2 separate regions of the Mus musculus genome follow, and region 1 is linked to region 2. Evidence: chromatin loops called from intact Hi-C (ENCODE). Cell type or tissue: heart. All regions are shown on one strand. Links, peaks and the distances in the headings refer to the core of each region. The heading gives the core; the rest is flanking DNA.

Region 1 (10,181 bases), core at 5,136-7,635, 140 kb before region 2:
GTTCAGACCACAGGTAAAAATGATAGCTTCAGAAGTGGGACCTGCCATTTCTTCTCTATTGGTGTCTTCTGGTTTTGCTGCTGAGATCCATATGTACTTGCTGGAGCAGTTGGGACTGTTGGAGCATGGGAAGTTGTCTTTTTTTAGGAAAACCAAACAGAATCATTGCCTGGGTTCCTTTGTTGACTTTTCTATCAGTCAATGTCCAGATTACCAAAACTTCATAAATCTTCTATAGCAAATAGGGTTTTTCCCTCAGAATACCAAGTGATAGAGTTTACTTTCTCCCTTTATTAAGACTGAAGTCATGACCAGGTGCGGTCACGCTTGCTGAGGAAGATCACAAGTTCAAAGCTGATGTAAGCCTGTATAAGAGAGCAGAGGAGGGCCGGGCGTGGTGACACACGCCTTTAATCTCAGTACTTGGGAGGCAGAGGCAGGCGGATTTCTGAGTTCAAGGCCAGCCTGGTCTACAAAGTGAGTTCCAGGACAGCCAGGACTATACAGAGAAACCCTGTCTTGAAAAAACAAACAAAAAAGAGACCAGAGGAAGAAAAGGGAACAGTGAATTCACAAGTTGTAAAGTGGAAACATTTCTTGACAATCTACCTGGGACTAAGGAGTATAACCTTAAACATAACCTGTAAAATGAGCTCAGAAACATAGGTAGGCTAGGCATGTAGTCAGCGGTCGGACTTTAATCTCTTAAAACTGGATCCATAGAGGACTTCAAAAATCTTTCCCCCAAGTCTTGAGAAATTATTGGCAAGGTGCAAAGGTCTTAGCCACTCAGTGCTGCTGGCATGTCTTCTCATCCCACCTCACAAACCCTGGCTGCCACCTGAAGGGAACCAGCCCATGCTCTTGTGCCCGCAGGTGCCTTGACATCCATCACCAACTTGGCCACCAGCCTGGCCCGGAATATGGGCCGGCTCTCGCTGGACGAGGAGCACTACAACCGGCAGGAGGAGTGGCGGCGGCAGCTCCCTGAGAGCCTAGGTGAAGGACTGCGACAGGGCCTGTCCAGACTGGGCATCAGCCTGCTCGGTAAGAGACTCGATACTCCTGTCTGCATTCAGCTTTGGAAGCTCCAGGGATGGCCACGTGGCTTCTCGTGGGAGTGGTTGTGGAGTTCGCGACCTTTCATAAATAGAACTGAGCTATGAAGGAACAGTCCCTGGCAGTGCATCTGAGGAGCACTAGGGCAGGAGCAGTTCTACAGTGTGGTGCTGCTCCTTAGCAGGGCTACCTCAGGACTGCCTGGGGAGGAGATTACCAGACACAATACCTGTGCTCCATCTTCCCTACTTAACATGGGTCTTGGTATACAATCTCCAAAGCAAAGGACGAGGGCACAGGACACCCCTAAGCACTTTGAGAAGTGAGTTCCCAGCAACCTTGGGAAAGCATCTACTTCCCCTTAGCATGGCTGCTTGCTTTGTTTGAGCAGCACTTGAGCAGTGTGCACGTGCTGTGTAAACTGTAGTCAGGAGCCAGCTTCCTTCCCCCACCCCCTTGGATTTCTTTATTTCAGATCAGCCCATCTCCAAGCAATTATTGTTTGTCAAGCAGCCCGGTGGTATAGTTAGAGGGGAAGATTTCCATGGGTATTGCAAAGGATCAAGTGTTTGAAAATAAGTTGCTTTGGGAAAATCTATAAAAAGAAAACTTCAGAGTTAGAAATTTACAGAGCAGGATTTTTCAAGGGTGTTTTTGTTTATTTGCTTTCAAAGGAATTTAAAACTATACTGCTTGGCACCCTGCCTTTCTAGCATCTGAGGGAGTATGTAGTGTAGAGATCAAAGTGACCGTGGAAGTGTAGAGGCCAGAGTGGAAGAGATGAGCCTGAAAGGTTTCCTCCTCCCTTGTTCTGGTGTCTGTGCAGTGCAGAGCCTCACCAGCACAGAGGAACTTCTCTGTGGGAGGAAGTGGTACAATGTTACAAGTGCAGGTTGACTTGCCAGAGACTAGTTAAGCACTAACAGTTTGTGGTGTGGGGTATGTCATTTGATAATGAGTGGAAAGTGGGGCCAGTAGGTAAACCAGCAGTCCCCTTGCTTGCTTTGGGGAGGACGGTGTGGCAGTGGGTAGACTGTGTCCCTCAGGGCCCTGGACTCCAAGATAGGTTATCCAAGTCCTTTCTTTGTTTGTTTTTTGTTGTTGTTGTTGTTGTTTTTGTTTTTTGAGACAGGGTTTCTCTGTGTAGCCCTGGCTGCCCTGGAACTCACTTTGTAGACCAGGCTGGCCTCGAACTCAGAGATCCACCTGCCTCTGCCTCCCGAGTGCTGGGATTAAAGGTGTGCGCCACCACGCTCGGTGTTTTTCTTTCTTTTTTTTCCCAAGTCCATTCTTTGTGACCTTAGGTAAGTGTTTAACTTCTTTAATCCTGGATTTGTTTATAAACTGGAGCTGATAATACAGTTGTTAGAAACAATGAACAGGTAGGGGCCACAGGGCACACACAGAGTCGAAACTAATTAGTGCTATATTCTGCAATCATAGAGACTAAACATTGTCCTGACTCAAGAGTAGCATTTGAGCAACCACAGGCACATTCTTGGGGAAGTTTAGTCCAATGAAGATACTCTGTCCAGAAGTAGTTATCAATAATAATAAAGTTATCTTGGGGGGCACAAGCTTGTTATTTGGAGACTTTGGATTATTTTAAGCTAAAATTGTTGCCTTAAATGTCCTTTCCTTTGGAAATGATTGCTTTCTTCACCTATCTAAGAGATCTGAGCTGACTGTCACAGGCTGTCTCCATCCTTGTCCTGACTCCCTTTTGGCCCCAAGATTCCATACTCTTCCCAGAAGGAAAAGCTCTGGCCACTGTCTAACTTCCTCTGGTAGAAAGCTTTCGTGATGTCTTACTGACTAACCTCCACTGGGCTGAGGACGGCAATAGTTTCATGTGCTGTCTGCCTCTCCTACTCCCAGGTAAACGTCTTCCCTACTCCTACTCTCAGTTGCCCTAATACTAGCCATCTTGGGCCCCCGGGACCCAATCCAGACTAATACCTACTCCCTCCAGAGCTGCCAACATTTCTGGACTTTTCAGAGTTTACAATGAATGGCTCCAGCTGGGGTAAAGTGACTTCCTTTCCTCCAAGGGTTCAAGAGCCTGTCTATGTCACAGAATATACAAGCTGTCCTATAATGCCTGGTCCCAACATACCAGATGTGTGCCAGGAAGAAGAGAAACAAGCAAGTTTCAATGTCACCATTTCAAATTGGTCCCCAGAAAGTATTTAAAATTGCCACATGTAACTCAGTGCCTTACTGAGGTTGTTATATAATAATTGAAGCCCACAGTGAGGACTGCAGTTCTAGCTGCACAGATTTTTCTTTAGATAAGCACTCTGTTAATGAGAATTTATTTATAGCATGTCTTTGGTTGACCAAACACTTTACCTCCTTTTTTATTCTCCATATTAACAGTATTGGTGTTAAATTTTAGTGGCTACCCAGCAAGAACCTTTATACCACCTTCTCTCAGGGCTCCCCACCTAGAAACAATCAGAACAGGACAGTAAACAACTGAGAGTTCCAAGGGCAGGAGAAATGCGTTTCCCCTAAATGCGCCCCCTTTTTGCCCTGTTGGGGACACGAGTGTTATGAAGCACTTGAAAGCCCAAAGACTTCTGTAGCTACTTCAAGCTATGTGGCTCCAAGTCTGTGAGGCCACCAGGGCTTTTGCACGCGCTTTAATTTATGTTTGGAAACTGTGGGCCTGCAGAATTGGCACAGGCTTTGCTTACACATGCCAGATCCACCTCACTTCCCCGAATGCCACACACACTTCTGTGCCCTAGAGCCTACCTGGGAAAAGACGGCTACCTCCATGTCCCAGTTCTGCCACGGTCCCCTAAGCCCTGGCTCTTCCACCCACCAAGGGAACTGCTGCCCAGCTGAACTGATGCTGTTGTGCTGAGTCCACCTCTATTTTTCACACCAGGAGGAAGGGGAGGAGCTGGAGCTTTCAGAATCCCAACAGAACAGGCCTATACTAGTTAGATCAAGAGCAAACGAGGAGGTACACTTGTGGAGTCCCTTGGACATCAAACCTGCTACCAGAAGTTGGGTTTTTATTTGGGACTTGCAGATTGACAGATTCAAGTTTAATTGCTTCCTGGTTTGATTATCTGCTCTGACAAGAAAAGCTGGCCCCAAGCACTGTGCAGGTCTCACTTGTAGATACCCCAGCAGCATGGTGTCCTAGCTTAAACCTATACCACTACTGTGAACAACAACAAAAGCAACAAGCCTGCATTGTGTGATAAGCTGCCATCAAAATAGATTAGTAGCAAGTGCCCTTGATTCCAGGGCAAGTCAGAAGAGGAGAAGAAAGCACTCAGTAGTTCCTTGTTTCTTCAGGACAGGCCTCCCACAGCTTAGAGCATGGAAACCGCTGCGAGGCCCCACTCAGGCCTGGCTCAGTCCACAGTGTGTGCCCCACCCACAGTGCCCTCCTGCCTCCTCCACTCACTTCATCACATTATAGCACTCTCCGTGTGGCCACCTACTCCACAGGCCCGTTGCCAACAGACAGTTCTTGAGATCGGTTTCCACTACCCAAAGCCTTAGAGTAGAGAGCATGACAGTAAGTAATTTAACAGTTATGGGACTTGGCCTCCTAAAGCCCTGAGAAGCTGCCTCCCTCCAGCCAGATTTACAGACGATGGGATTGCTGTTCATCTTCAGAGCCTCTGTTCTCAATACTATTATTAGTACAAAGCAGGAGCCCATGGCACCTGGTGGTCAGTGAGCTGTCTGAGGGTGGCTGGTACCATTGTAGTCTGGGACTGGACTGGAGGCAAGTGACCTGACGAATCCTTCTCTAACAGGCAGGATATACCACTTTGTCTTAGAGTGAGTCTTTTCTGGCTGTCCCAGTAGTGCGTCTATCAAAGCCACTGCAATTGGAGCCTTCAGTAAATACAAAAAGGCAGAAATCAAGGGAGTTTCACTGAGGTACCTCTTTACACTAAAGGGGACAGAAGCGAGCACCCCATGTGGGTATTATCATCTATAAAGGGCATGTTCCTTACATAGGTTAGGTCTGACACATGATAGGGAAATGGAGGAAGATCCTAAATGAGGCAGACACCTACCCCCAACCCAAGTCAATAGCAGCTATCATGAAAGCCACACTTGGAAAAGGGCTTCCCAGCAGAAACATTGGCAACAATTTGCTGTACTTCCAATTACTTACCTGAGCTCTTAGGTGCAGACATAAGGACCGGGAAGTCAAAGCTACCCTTGCCTCTGTAATGACTCAGAAACACTCCACAAACCACTGCGAAACAAAGACTCCAAGCCCAGGGCTTGTTGCTCGTTCAAGTGGAGAGCAGACAAGCCCGCCATCCTTCAGCTGAAGGATTCTTCTCAACCACTGACAGCCCAGTTGCCTAGGCTGCTTTCTAGCACTCCTGCGTGACACTGTGCTTAGGAGCACAGACACACTGGGCCACTGGAAGCTGTTGTCTCCCTCAGTCCATCACTTCTTTAGGCTGGGGTAGTATTACCCTAGGCTGTCGCCTCTGGCAAATTCCTAATCTGCCAATTCATAAACTTAAATGTCTCTGTTAAAAACCAAGTGGCTGCAACCTGTGAAAAGCCATGCCCTTGGATATGATCTGAAGGAACTAGTCTTTTATTTCAGTGTATTTTGCTCAATGAAGTGTTGCTTGAAATTAGCAGGTCATTAACGGAGACCTGGAAATCTCCTTTTACCCCCAGAGACTTTGAATTGGTGCCATTTGGAATAATGGGATTTGACATGCACTAAAATCTCTACCAAGGGGTTGTACATTTGCATTATTCCTGCCAGGGTCAGTCTGAAAACAAGGAGCTGTCAGGAATTATAAATACAATCTCTGCTGAGTTGAGGAGCCCTCTGCTGTGTGGTGAAGTCAGGACCCACAAGCCCTTTCCTGACCTTTTCAATAACCCCTGAAGTTAGACAATGAATGGGTGGCAGAGGGACGCCTTTCATTTGTAACCTGCCTTCAGTTCACTCCAATGGTAAATCAGCACAGCAGTGTGTGAGGCAGGCAGTGGTGTCCTGGCTACTCTGAAGTCAAGAGTACAGCCAAACCTCAAATCAAGTCAGAAATACTGTTTTTTCAATATTAGCAAGGAACCTGTTTGATAAACTGCATAAGCAAATAACTCAAACTCCTTGGACTCAAATCCCGGCCCAGCCACTCAATAGTTGTGCGGCCTTGGGAAAATCCCTCAACCTCTTGGCCTTACTAATAGGATTGTAAGGATTAAATGACCTCACATGGATGGAGGCCTTTGTACAATGCTCAGTTCATAAACACTTAATAGGCAAGCCATAACAAAAATAATCTGTCAATAATTACTTTCATTAAATATTAGCAGTGATAATGTTGAATTATTAGAAAATAATTGTTTTAAGTTGGGAGAAGAGAACTAGGTCAGTGAATAGGAGTGCCTGCCGTGGAATCCTAAGGACCTCAGTTGAAATCCCCAGTAGCCCTGTAAAATAGCAGGGCATAGCTACTAACTATAGCCCAACAAAGGGGAGGGACAAGCAGATAGATCCTGGGCGCTCATTGGCCCACCAGCCTAGCCCAAACCACAAGCTTCAGAAGCTATGGACTCCCTGTCTCAAGGAAGTAAGGCAGGAAGCACTAGAGGAAAGCACCTCCACAGGTACCCTTCTCCACACCCACACAGTCAAGTCTATTAGGCTATGCAGGCTCTCATGACAATGCTCTCTCCCAAACCTGTGCCCTTCTTTCTGCAGAAAAGCGCACGGGTAACACTCTGGAATAGTCTCGAACGTCTAGGTCCTAGCTTGTGAACCAAACCCAATCTCAGCATTGTTTATGAGGAACCCTCTAGTATAGCTGTCCCTCAGCGTACTTAGATTATAAGTAAATAAGACCGCCTAAGGAGGGTAGAGAGTCATTTCACTCTAGGGCAAACTGAGCTCCAGACTAAGAGTATCTAAGCTCTGTCCTCACTGAACGCTTTTGTTATTTCAGGTGCAATTGCTGGGATAGTTGATCAGCCAATGCAGAACTTTCAGAAAACATCTGAGACCCAGGCTTCAGCAGGACATAAGGCCAAAGGTGTCATCTCAGGCGTGGGGAAAGGAATCATGGGGGTATTCACCAAACCCATTGGGGGAGCTGCAGAACTTGTGTCACAGACTGGCTACGGTGAGTAGGTTTAAGAAAAATAAACAATCAGGCCAACTCAATAATGTGCATTCCTACTTGGGTCCTCTGAATCTAGCCTTTCACATGGGCACAAGGTGAGACAGCAAATGAATAAACAATAGCTCACTTTTCTGTATCCCAGTGTTTACTTACAGAGTATGAACACTACCAAGCAGTAACATCAATGAGTAATTTCAGATATTCCATGCCAGTTTTTTACAGTGCAATTAATAGATTTTAATTTAAAATATTTATTTATTTTGTTAATAAAAATAACAAGTTAGAAATTCCAAACAGCATGGTAACAGAAAAGGATGATTACTCTCTTCTGGGATAAATTGGGGTGGACAGACCTTCCTAAGTCAGAAGGACATCTGTGGAGAGAAGGAGAAGGCATGCACGCTCATCTTTGGGATCAGCTGCATCTTCCAGTTCTAAGTCTTCTGGCCAATGGGCGTAAAGGCACATAGTGTGCAGCTAAAATCCCTTTTCCCAAGCAGATGCTGGGAGACCTGGGGTTTGCTGTAGAGTTTCAGGACATTCCCCCAAATGTACTTGTGTCTTCCCTTGCTTTCTTTCTGCACTCTCAGCAGAGCACATTAAAGTACCTTGCAGTAAACATGTGATTAGAATTATCTTTCTACTTAAAACTTGATGTATCCAGGCAAGAGACGAGCTAGCTGACATCTCAGACCACAGGAAGGGCCACCCACTTGTCAGAGAGCACATCTGGCCAGGCAATCAACGGGTCATATCATTGCAGGCATCGTGCTCCTCAGTCCTGACAAGAGCCTCATCAGGGCACACATCCAGGGCATCCTTTGAGAGACCACACTGACAGCCATGCTTTTGTTCACCTCTCCACTTCCATCTTCTGTGGATGGCAGGTTCAGTCACAGGGAAACTGATAATACAAACTACTACATCTCAGAGGTGGAAAAGTTAAACTCTCCCTTACTTATTAAGAAAAAAGTGTTCTTTTTGTTGCAAACTCAAATGAAGTAAAGCTCTACTTCATAAGTTGCCTGGGTTTTAGAAATGCCATTGTCTCTTAGCATGCTCCCAGGGCTTAGGAACTCAGCCTTATGTAAGAGCGTCTCAGAGCAGAGCTTCACATGGCCTTTTTGGTTTCCATCACTCTTGTAAAACTTTTATTACCACACTGAAGGTTTTACAAACCACTAACTCTTAGCCTAATGACTATGCCTCGTTTATAAACATTTACAAGCCCTCAGAAAGCACACATGCTGTACCATCTTTGGTTCTGGAGAGTCTCTTTGGAGGCTTATGTGGCTGCTGCTGGGTGCCCTCACTTGGTACTGGCACCAGAGAAAGCATGTAATAAACCAGAGGTCCCAAGAGCACTCATAAATGTATACAGAATCTTGTTTAACAGCTGGATTAAGTCATTTAAATTTAAATACTATATCTAGGCAAACCATGTGCCTTTGTACGTAGCTGGCTTTTTGTTTTTTAGACACTCATGTCAGAGATAGAAATATTGTATTAAGCAGCAAAGTCAAGTAATACTTTTTAAACACCTAGGTTTTAAATGGCATGGAAGATACTATTCATGACCAGTGGTTCTCAACCTTCTTAACGCTGTGACCCTGCGTTTAATACAGTTCCTCCTGTTGTGCTGACCCCCAACCATAAAATTATATTCATTGCTACTTCATAACTATAATTTTGCTACTGTTTTGAGTTGTAAGTATCTGCATTTTCCAATGGCCTTAGGCGATCTGTGTGAAAGGGTCAAAACTGCTGCTCTAAGTGTTAAGTACATCTAAGGCAAGATCAGCCTAGCGACTCAGTTGTTTACACTTACGTCCAAAGATTGGCCTCGTTTTGAATCTGTAATGCCTTATGATAGAACATGCTGTAGCATAGAACTGTTTTCCAAAAAATAAGTAGTCAACCTCTTTTGCTTCTCACCGCAGGTATTTTACATGGAGCTGGACTTTCTCAGCTTCCCAAACAACGGTGCCAACCAACACATCTATATGCTGACCAGGCTCCAAACAGCCACGTCAAATATGTCTGGTAAAATCCTTCAGCCACTTGCTCAGTTTATATTACACTGTTTGCTGACAGACCCTGGCTTTGGACATGTGTCCAGGGGAGACCAAAGGACCAGCTGTTTTTGACACTGGTATTTCCAGGGAAAGGCTGCTCTTTCCAGGTTAAACCTAGATAGAGAACTCTGCTCTGTGGGCTGGTCATGGTTGAACCACTTAAGAGGCAGATTTTCAGTTCAAGGCCAGCTTGGGCAACAAAGACCAAACAAAATCATCTCCTCTACTTGGTCTTAAGGATACACATTGTTTAAATCTGGGCCTGAAGCAAGGATCAAGACCCCCTGGTAGCCAGAGTTCTAACTGGGGTATCATTTCTCATGGGAAGAATATAGCTAAATGAAGCATAGGAAATCTTCTCTCCAGAAGCAAGAATCAACTTGACCAGAACCAACTTGAAAATTGCCAATTTTTTTTTTTAGCCAGTTATAGCAAATACAGAAATACTAAGCTAAAGTTAACAGTCTACTTTGCCCATGGGGAATGGCTGGTTTTTTGGTTTTGGGTGGGGGGGTGGAGGATACGCCAATCATTGATAAACAGTGAAAGCTGTTGTGAAGGTCTTTCTGGCTTGCTCTTGACCTCTTCTTCCTTTTAAACAGGAAAATGCTTCAGTCTTTGGGTAGACCAGAAGTCCACATGGCCTTGGATGTGGTTCTGGTGAGGGGTTCAGGCCAAGAGCATGAAGGGTGCTTGCTGCTGACATCAGAAGTACTCTTTGTTGTAAGCATCAGTGAAGACACACAACAACAAGCCTTCCCCATCACAGAGATCAGCTGTGCACAGGACACCAAGCAAAACAACCTACTCACTGTGCAGCTCAAGCAACCAAGAGTAGCCTCTGATGTGGAGGTACAGTTCCAAAAACAGGATGACTGGGGCTAGCTTTTAGGAAGTTGAGATGTAGCCTCAT
Region 2 (10,181 bases), core at 2,706-5,205:
ATCCTAGCAAGCCTACATAAGCAGACCTGAGAGATGAGTGTGCCAGGCTTTCGGAATGTGTCCTTTTGTTTGTAAAAACAAGGTAAAGAGCAAAGAAACAGTGACATCCCATAGCTGGGCTAGTTGGATTTTTCTTTCTACCAAATACTAGCTGATGACTCTGTGGAGTGAGATTCCAGTTCTAGGCGTGTACACGGATGAAGTGTGGAGCAAAGCATTCTCGTGTGCTCAAGGCAAGCAGTGCTGGGGAGGAGCCTGAGGAGCTGCCGCCGCCTGGCAGATGTGTTTCAGCCTTAAAAGGCAGAGTCAAGAACACTAGCAAACCGGGCACCACACATGCTAAGTCCCTGTCCCCCACCCCCACCCCCCGCCCCCAGCTGTCCTTTGTGTTAGTGGATAGGTCTCACATGCTTCCTTCTGAGGTACTCTAGGCTTCGGTGTGTGTGTCTTAATAAGACTGCCTGCATTGCATGATGTTTGACTGTCACTGCCAGCTTGGGACTGAAGTGAGAGAGAGAGATAGAAAACTTTAAAACTGGAAGATATTTCCAAACCCACATGCCATGAGACTGTAACACCAGCTCACAGGACATCTGGCAGAGGAGATGGGCAGGCAGACATAGAGGACACTAGCATAGATTTTCCTTTGATGTTATCAACACAAAGAAATGATGGCTGTGCAGAATGATGGGCATGCTAATTAGCCTGCCTTGCTCATTGCATTAGGGGTGCCCATATCAAATCCCAATATGCCCATAAACACGTAGTGTGCTGATTTAAAACCCAATAACCAGCAGATTGTCAACATCATTGGGCAAAGTAACACAGAGGTCAGGAGAGACCACTTACATTTCAGTGAGCAGTATCACCAAGAGGTCCTTTTTTTTAAAGCTCATAAGGTCAGCAGGAGGTAGTTTGACATGTGTCTTTCACAATCTTCTAGGAGTTTCCCAAGATGCCTAGCAAAGGAGTTACAGAAATAAAAGCCTGTCTGCAGTTGCCACCTCCTACAGCTACACTCCCCTGTGCTTGAGTGTCAGCAGATCCTGCCGGGCCCCAGACAGGAGGGGGCAGGGCACCTGTGGCCACGTCATGTAAAGAAAAAAGAAGGAAAATCTCTGGGGTACAAATGTATAAAGTCTGCTTGCCAAGTATCTTGTTGTTTTTAACATATTTATTTATGTATTTTCTTAAATATAGGAGTGCTCTGTCTGTATGCACACCTATGTGCTAGAAGAGGCCATCAGATCCCTTTAAAGATGATCACTATGTGGTTGCTGGGAATTGAACTCAGAACTGAGAGAGCAGCCAGTGTTCTTAACTGCTGAGCCATCTCACTGCTTTGATGTTTTTGGTTTTAATCAACTCCCTTTAAAGTTTATAGTAAGCAAACTATGGGGGACTTGCTAATCATGGAGCAAAGGTTAGGTACCATCTTTGAGAGGTACAAACAAGGGGCCACTAAACAGTTTCCAAAATGAAGGTGAAATTCTGAAGGTGGAGAGTCAGGGTTTCCAGCTCTAGTGTTAAGGGAACTTAAAATGGAGAGGATCGCTGGGCGTGGTGGCGCACGCCTTTAATCCCAGTACTTGGGAGGCAGAGGCAGGCGGATTTCGGAGTTCGAGGACAGCCTGGTCTACAGAGTGAGTTCCAGGACAGCCAGGGCTATACAGAGAAACCCTGTCTCGAAAACCCAAAAAAAAAAAAAAAAAAAAAAAAAAAGGATCAGGATGAGCCTTCTCTGTCCTCTCTCCCTCCATCAGGAGAATGGTATGCTGGCTTGGCCCAGCTCATGGGAGCAAAACAAAAACTTTTGGAAATTTTTGTGAATTATTAAATTTAGTCATTATCAAAAGTTAAATTATATAACCTTTTAATTATAGAAATTATATTAAAATTGAAGATAGTGAACACTTAAAACTCAGTGCTCCCAATAACTCTCACTACCATTCACAGCTGTGATGCCATTTGCCTGTGTACTATCTGGTGGAACCAGGGTATGGTGGTGTGCTGCTGTGCACGCCCGCCTGGTCATATCAGGAGCTGGAAACCACCTAAGCTGAGTTTTTACCCTCAGGCATGAGTGCAGGCTACCCTCCTGCCAGGACTGTTGGGTGCTAAGCATTCACTCACACAAAAGCACGATAGTTCTCTTTTTGTACCAGGACTAAAAGACAGAAAACAGGACTGGGGGTGAGCAGTAGATGACATCACCTAGTTCTAACACTTTCTGGGGGTAAAGCCACATAGCTAGAATACACCACATCCCACCATCACATGCCAATTTATAACACGTTCCTTACAGACTGTTTAATTTATCCCCAGTTTTGAAAATGTGGACCATAATACAGTTCCTCTTAGTACTTTGATCGGAGTAAAGCCATCCGGAGAAGAATCCGGAGAAGAGCTAATAAGAGCGTCTTTACATTGGTCTCTTCTCATTCTGAACAGTGCCCAGACAAGGGCAGAGTTAAACTTCAAACGCTGACTTTACTTCAGCCTGGTAGATGAGTCAGAAGAGGTAAGGATGCAGCAAGAGAGAACTTGTCCATTTGTCCTCCTGAGAATGTATAAAAAGGAAGCAGCAAAGCATGAAGAGAAATAAAATTCATATTGTTGGGTCTTAACTCAGAGCCTGTCCTGCCTCGGAACCAACTCTTCACAGATCACCTTCAGCACAGCAAGTGGCTGTGTGCTCAGCTGTGACAGCTGAACAATGGCTGAGCTTGAGGGCCAGTGGCAGAGGAACACAGGAACCTCTCAACTGTGCTCAGTCACTCTCTGCTCTTGGAATTTATATAGAACACTGGGATCAAACTGTTCCCCAAAGCTAAAGGCAAAGGGAGCTCTTGGAGTGTTTATAACACAGATATGAATACCTCAATACCAGGCACTTTCAGAGATCATAAAATTTGGCAAAAAGAGAAGTGTGTTTTTACAACCACTCACAGCTCTAGCAGGCTCAGAACCTTGTGACCTGAGTTCATATGAGGCAGAGAAAGAAAACACCAAGCAACCCAACCTTTTTATTCTGCAAAAGGAGGAAAAAATGATGGTTTTAATGACTTCTCACATCCCAATAGGAGCTCAAAAACATTACTGAGAGCAGCGCCAGACAACGAATTACAGAGGAAGCTTTGCACAGATGGACTCGAGTGTGAAGAACCTTGCACTATTCAGCTAGGAATCCCGAAGACTGGGATCTAGGAATTGCAACTGCACCCAGGCTGAGATCAGCATGAGGTGGGATTGCCAAAAGACAGACAATGTGAAGACAATCAGCCGCTGGTTCCTGGCCTCGACTCAGCCCTGATTAATGAGAACTCGGAGCAAAAAAAAAAAAAAAAAAACCTCCAGAGAATGCTAATCCAGTAACAGAGGAATACTTGCTCAAATTTGTTTTGAAAAAATGAAAAATCAGAGGAAGAAATCAGAACATGCTTAAAAAAAAAAAAAGCCAGAAACAAACCATAAACTCAAGGGAAAAAATTAATTGGGAGTTTCAAGACTGACTTCAGCCATTGCTTAAGACATTTTGAGCAAAACCAATTAATCAAGTATACCGTGGAGTAAATAGACAAAGAGCTTAAAAAAATCCTATCAAACAGTCAAAAGCAATCTAAATTGCCCACGGATTTTATCATCTAATATTTTATTTAAAAAATTTAACAAAATCAGCATTTATTTAAATGAAATATTTAACCTCTGAAAATAAAGAAATCAGTGAACAACAATTCAACAGGAACAAGATTCTAGTTACTCTTTTGGTTTAAAAGTCAAGACTTGTCTCACTAGGATGCAGCCACATCTTAGTAAAGCTGGCCTCCAAGTGGCTCTGATGAGAACGACAGTCATCAGGCCAGCTGGTGTTGCAACAAAAGGCACCATTAGCCCTGTCACTGTCACTGCATGAAAGGCAAGCATGCAGACAGCAGGTCACCTGCCTGCCACTGAAGAGCACAAGCAAAGAGCACAAGTTAGCTCTTTACCCTACAAATATTCTCTCCAGTAAATACGTCAGGCTGAGTAAGGACCGGCCATCTCAGGCTGGTGAGCTGGGAACAGTCAAGGTCTGCTTCCGTGACTTCCGTTATTTGAGTGAGGTAAGAAGAGGGGAGGAGATTTCACTATTGTTCCTGAGGAACATACTAAAATCAGACTTGGAGTATAAACTCCAAGTCATCGTGTCTGGAAAGCCAGGCTGGGGGTGATTGGTAAGATGGGTCTAAGGAGTCAGTAAGCCGCTTCACAGCCAAACAGAAGAGTTGTCAGTGACCACTGTAGAAGAATACTGTAACTGTGACTACACATTCAGCATGTTACTGAGAATCCAAGCATTGCCAGTGGGTCACCTCATTCATTAACACAAGCCACTTCCAGTCCTGAATATACATGAGCACAAGGATTATCCACACAGACTCACAGGTCTGAAGGGGAAAGGTCCAGGGTGACAATTAACCTGTAATGCTCACAAGGATATTTCAAAATATTAAAGTGAAAGATTAAGCAAGGTAATAGACACATGTGAAGGGAAATTGGTAATAAAATGGCAGCTCGCAGTTCAGGTCTAGAGTTGTAGCACTCAATTCTAATTCCAAGGACGGCTAGAAAATGCCCATGGGAAAGTGTTTTCTAAACTACAGGATTGGGGTGGGAGGGGGTAACAAAAATACCTCCCTCTCAGGTTTATTAAGAATTAGACCAGCTCCTTAATCAGGGAAATGCAAATCAAAACAGCCCTGAGATTCCACCTCACACCAGTCAGAATGGCTAAGATCAAAAATTCAGGTGACAGAAGATGCTGTCGAGCATGTGGAGAAAATCGAACACTCCTCCATTGCTGGTGGGATTGCAAGCTGGTACAACCACTCTGGAAATCAGTCTGGCGGTTCCTCAGAAAATTGGACATAGTACTACCGGAGGATCCAGCAATACCTCTCCTGGGCATATACCCAGAAGGTGTTCTAACTGGTAATAAGGACACATGCTCCACTATGTTCATAGCAGCCTTGTTTATAATAGCCAGAAGCTGGAAAGGACCCAGATGTCCCTCAACATAGGAATGGATACAAAAAATGTGATACATTTACACAATGGAGTACTACTCAGCTATTAAAAACAATGAATTTATGAAATTCTAAGGCAAATGGATGTATCTGGAGGATATTATCCTGAGTGAGGTAACTCAATCACAAAAGAAGTCATTAAATATGTACTCACTGATAAGTGGATATTAATTAGTCTAGAAACCTAGAATACCCAAGATACAATTTGCAAAACACATGAAACTCAAGAAGAAGGAAGACCAAAGTGTGGATACTTCATCCCTCCTTAGAATGGGGAACAAAATACCCCATTTTACTACAGAGACAAAGTTCAGAACTGAAACGGAAGGAAGGACCATTCAGAGACTGCCCCACCCGGGGACCCATCCTATAAACAATCACCAAACCCAGACACTATTGCATATGCCAGCAAGATTTTGCTGACATGACCCTGATATAGCTGTCTCTTGTGAGACTATGCCAGTGCCTGGCAAATACAAAAGTAGATGCTCACAGTCATCTATTGGATGGAACACAGAGCCCCCAATGGAGGGAGCTAGAGAAAGTACCCAAGGAGCTGAAGGGGTCTGCAACCCTATAGGAAGAACAACAATATGAACTAACCAGTATCCCCTGAGCTCATGTCTCTAGCTGCATATGTAGCAGAAGATGGCCTAATCGGCCATCATTGGGAGGAGTGATACTTGGTCTTGCAAAGATTATATGCCCCAGTACAGGGGAATACCAGGGCCAGAAAGCAGGAGTGGGTGGGTTGGGGAGCAGGGTGAGGGGAGGGTATAGGAGACTTTTGGGATAGCATTTGAAATGTAAATGAAGAAAATATCTAATAAAAATTGTTTAAAAAAAAGAATTAGACCAGCATATAAATTTATTGCCATAGAACCTAAGAGATAGTATTACACAGCTGGCATATGTAATGGTAACCACGGTCCAGACAAAGCTAGGTACAGCCTTTTCCTGGATAAGGGGTCAGGGGGATTTCTCTGAGGCTCACTGTTTTCTATGCATAATGTCTGCAGAATCTTCAGGCTGCATCAGGCAGCTGGGACAAACCCCAGTGGTGACTAGATAGTGCCTGTGAGGCAGAGAGCCCATCACTGTGCATGCTCACCCTGAATCCACTGCACCAGCAAAGCAGCAGAAATGGATGCAAAACAACCCTGCTGACTGCTCAGTGATTCACAGTGCCTAGGAATGCAAGCCTGTCTGCTACTGGGGACACCATCTCTCTGTAACAAAAAAAGCCCAAGGCAACAGAATTGAAGAGTAATTCAAACACTCAAGAAACCTCACTATCAGGACACTGAAATTTACCATAAAGCTATAAGGAGGCCCATGAGTTCCCACAATCCCTCACATCCAACCTCACCCCTCACCAGCGTCCATTCATCTTTGAGGAAACACAGCTTGGCAATGCGGCTGCTCAATAAGGAAGCAATGAGTTCTGTCAGTGCACCTGGAAACACACGCCTGTCTAGAGAAGCTCTTAGCTCATAGCACTTTTGTGAAAATGTCAGGACCACCCTGAAGTGTGTAGATCGACGAGAGGAGTTAACAGTTACGATGATGGATGGGGGAGGAAGACTCCTCCACACCACTCCTCTTATGTCACCTTCGTTTTTTTCTCCAAATGAGTTTATGGTAACACCCAAGGTTTGGGTAAAGCTAAAGTGAGCTCATACGTCACTGGGAAATGTTCCCAGGGCAACACAAGCTTTACCGGAAAGGGTCTGCCTGGACTTTTTCTTCTCTAACCTTTCTTTGGCTTCCTCAAAAATGGAAAAGGCAGAGAATGCTCTCCAACCGTGATAGGAAGAGGTCTGGGGTCCACAGCTGTGTGCGCTTTGTTAGGCATCTCAGTAAAAGTCTCTAGGCTAAGGATCATGTTTTTAATTGCTGGCCTAATTGCTATTCAGTTTGTCTTGGTCACCTGTAGAGCAAGAGCAGCAACAGCTAGGGGGACAAATACATCAACTCTGGGAGAATTCCTCAGGACAGGACGGTTATCCTGACCAATCCACACTGTCGCGGATCGGCCCACAGGATTAAGGAAAGCAGTAAACACTTTCTGCCCTGGTCTGTGAGCAGATCCCGCACCATATTACAACTAAGGCTTCCTAGACTAAAGCCACCGGTGCATGAATGTAGGTCTTTTGACTTCTGCCAGCTCAGCTTCTGTGCTGTTGGGAACACAATACACCTGGGAAGATGGGTCTGTGGTGAGACACTTGTCACAGGGGCTTTCAAGACCTGACTTTAGATCCCAGTGCCCACTGTGACTGTACACATCCACAATGCCAGCACTGGGGTAGCCAGCCAGCCAGCCAGCTTCTGAGAGTTAAGCTGGGGTCTTCAAGCTCAGTGAGAGGCCCTGACTCCAAAAGTAAGGTAGAAAGGGAGGAAAAGAAACAACATCAACCTTGATCTCCTCCCTCAAAGTTGATGACAGTGTTCTGAACCCCAAAGTCAGGTGATTGAACTTAGTTACTGGGCCTCCTAAGGGACGCCATTGTAGGGATGCGAGACAGAAGCAGTCTCTTACACAGGGAGTGTGGTCAAGTCAGTGGGTGGAGGGAACTGCCAGGAATGGGACTTCCCATTGTCAAGATGGAGCCTCACTGTGGCTGAAAGACTGGAAAGACCTCATATTTAGTCTGAAGGTGTTGATACGAGCAAAGTGGAACAGAACCGTTTTTTTAAGTAAGGGGTTGCCATCAAAGAAAGATTTATTTTGTATTAAATAAGACTAAAAGGAGAGATGCTTTTGGCTCAAAAATTACAGAAAATGAAATAGGTCTCTCATTTCTAATATATTTTAAAAGATTTATTTTTTGACTTAAGTTTTATTGCATTATGATGAGAAAAGGTACATAATTTCAATTTTCTGAATTTGTTAACATTTAAAAACATATTTTGAGTAAATAGAAGACTTACATCACATTCTTCTTTCCCTTTTGTACCCCAACTCCTCCAGAGACCCCCTTCAATACCTGCTGTACCTTTCTTTTTTTTATCATATTCTTTAAAATGTATACAATATTATAACAAATAAAATTGAGTATTGTAAAAGTTGTTTGATATAAAGCAATCAATTGAACAGTCTTATGTAGATGCTTGTCTACAGCAATACTGAAAATACATTTTCTCAATATAAATTTTAAATAACTCCAAATATATTAACTGTATGATGTTTTAAAATAATATATCACTATTAGTTTTTTTAATGAACATAAATAGATAGTCTTTTGTTTGTTTGTTTTGTTTTGTTTTTAGTAGAGCTTAAAATCTTGGCTCTTACTATGGTACAAACCCAAAATAAGAACAATTTTTGGACATTGGAGTTCATTGTAATAAGGCTGTACTTGAATGTCCCTCACATCACCAAAGGATTTTACCTCCATAGTAGCTAAGCTAAGAGTTGACAGTTCTGCTGTGCCAAGGAATGAATTGTAGGCACCACTTTTGGATACAGATTTCCTGCTATGTTCAAAGCTATTTGACTTGAGTGATTGTCGTCATTCTCAGCCCGCAGGGAACAGGTCACATTCATTTAAGAAATGGTGTATGTATTAAGATGATCTATCCATGAAGTCATTCATCAACTGTTTCAGTGAACAATGGTTCTGCTTGGAGGGTGGTACAGATGTTAGGTGAGCGTAAGATTGTGGTTCCTTGGCTGTGATGATTTTGAAAATCATTCATCTCAGAATAAGAGTAACTTATAAAGTCCTCTTCTTCAAAATGGATACAGTAATTATATCAAGCAAAGCCTTCAGCCTCACTCTTTGCTGTTCTCTTACAAGCCACCTTCCAAATTAACTGTCTACATTTCTTTTGGCTGTATAAATAATTTTGAAATAAGTAAACTGTTCTGAAAAACCATAGTATAGAGTAAAAACATCAAATAAACAATCCTACTAATAGAGAGACAGAGATAGGAAAAGCATGATTTCAAGACCATTATGTAGCACACAGCAAGACCCTGTCATGTACAAACAAGCAGAAAGTGTATATGGATTGTACAATATTGGACCTAGTCCTTGAATTAATAAATTAGAGAGATCACTGGATGACAACCAACACATTTCTAATACCTCATATTTTTGAATTTCAATCGATTAGGATATGTTGGCAATATTAATTTTCATAAGGAAAAGTGATTGTTACTTCCTGTTATTTTTGTTGTTAGAGGTGGAATTATGTTTGTGTGGGTTTGTTGAAAGATTACTTTCTTGCTTCTTCTAGGGTGTAGATTCACTCCTTGTGTTGATGTTTTCCATCTACTTTCTTTTGCAGGGCTGGATTCATGGAAAGATATTGTTTGAATTTGGTTTTGTCATGGAATACTTTGGTTTCTCCATCTATGGTAATTGAGAGTTTTGTTGGGCACAGTAACCTGGGCTGGCATTTGTGTTCCCTTAGGGTCTGTATGATATCTGCCCAGGATCTTCTGGCTTCCATAGTCTCTGGTGAGAAGTCTGGTGTAATTCTGATAGGTCTGCCTTTATATGTTACTTGACCCTTTTCCCTTACTGCTTTTAATATTCTTTCTTTGTTTAGTGTATTTGGTGTTCTGATTATTATGTGACAGGAGGAATGTCTTTTCTGGTCCAATCTATTTGGAGTTCTGTAGGCTTCTTGTATGTTCATGGGCATTTCTTTCTTTAGGGTAGGGAAGTTTTCTTCTATAATTTTGTTAAAGATATTTACTGGCCCTTTAAGTTGGAAATCTTTGCTCTCTTCTATACCTATTATCCTTAGGTTTGGTCTTCTCATAGTGACCTGGATTTCCTGGATGTTTTGGGTTAGGAGCTTTTTGCATTTTGCATTTTCTTTGACTGTTGTGTCAATGTTTTCTATGGTATCTTCTGCCCCTGAGATTCTTTCTTCTATCTCTTATATTCTGTTGGTGATGCTTTCATCTATGACTGTTGATCTCTTTCCTAGGTTTTCTAACTCCAAGGTTGTCTCTCTTTGTGATTTCTTTATTGTTTCTATTTCCATTTTTAGATCCTGGATGGTTTTGTTCCTTTCCTTTGCCTGTTTGATTGTGTTTTCCTGTAATCCTTTAAGGGATTTTTGTGTTTCCTCTTTAAGGGTTTCTAGCTATTTACC

The links. Hi-C counts contacts between places; a loop is a spot of excess contacts. Peaks named below come from ENCODE experiments on the same cell type or tissue, not always from the same donor. Only the 100,000 strongest peaks of a DNase experiment are listed, where the experiment ranks them.
Region 1: a loop joins it to region 2, with 2.2 times the contacts of the local background. A loop is called at or near these places in 10 of 42 quality-filtered maps.

The regions. Positions count from the first base shown.
Region 1 is chr15:35,916,171-35,926,351 of GRCm38, forward strand. It overlaps Vps13b (vacuolar protein sorting 13B), which reads left to right. Exons shown (of 62, transcript NM_177151.4): 58 at 877-1,047; 59 at 7,017-7,193; 60 at 9,134-9,236; 61 at 9,871-10,120. Among named protein-coding and RNA genes, the nearest start is that of Cox6c, 17 kb to the right of the region's middle. In heart, for the core only: no CTCF peak of the experiment used is centred there; no DNase peak of the experiment used is centred there; H3K27ac peaks cover 206 bases.
Region 2 is chr15:36,062,974-36,073,154 of GRCm38, forward strand. The region is part of intron 14 of Rgs22 (regulator of G-protein signalling 22); the gene reads right to left. Among named protein-coding and RNA genes, the nearest start is that of Rgs22, 72 kb to the right of the region's middle. In heart, for the core only: a CTCF peak has its summit at 3,830; a DNase peak (open chromatin) is centred at 3,158.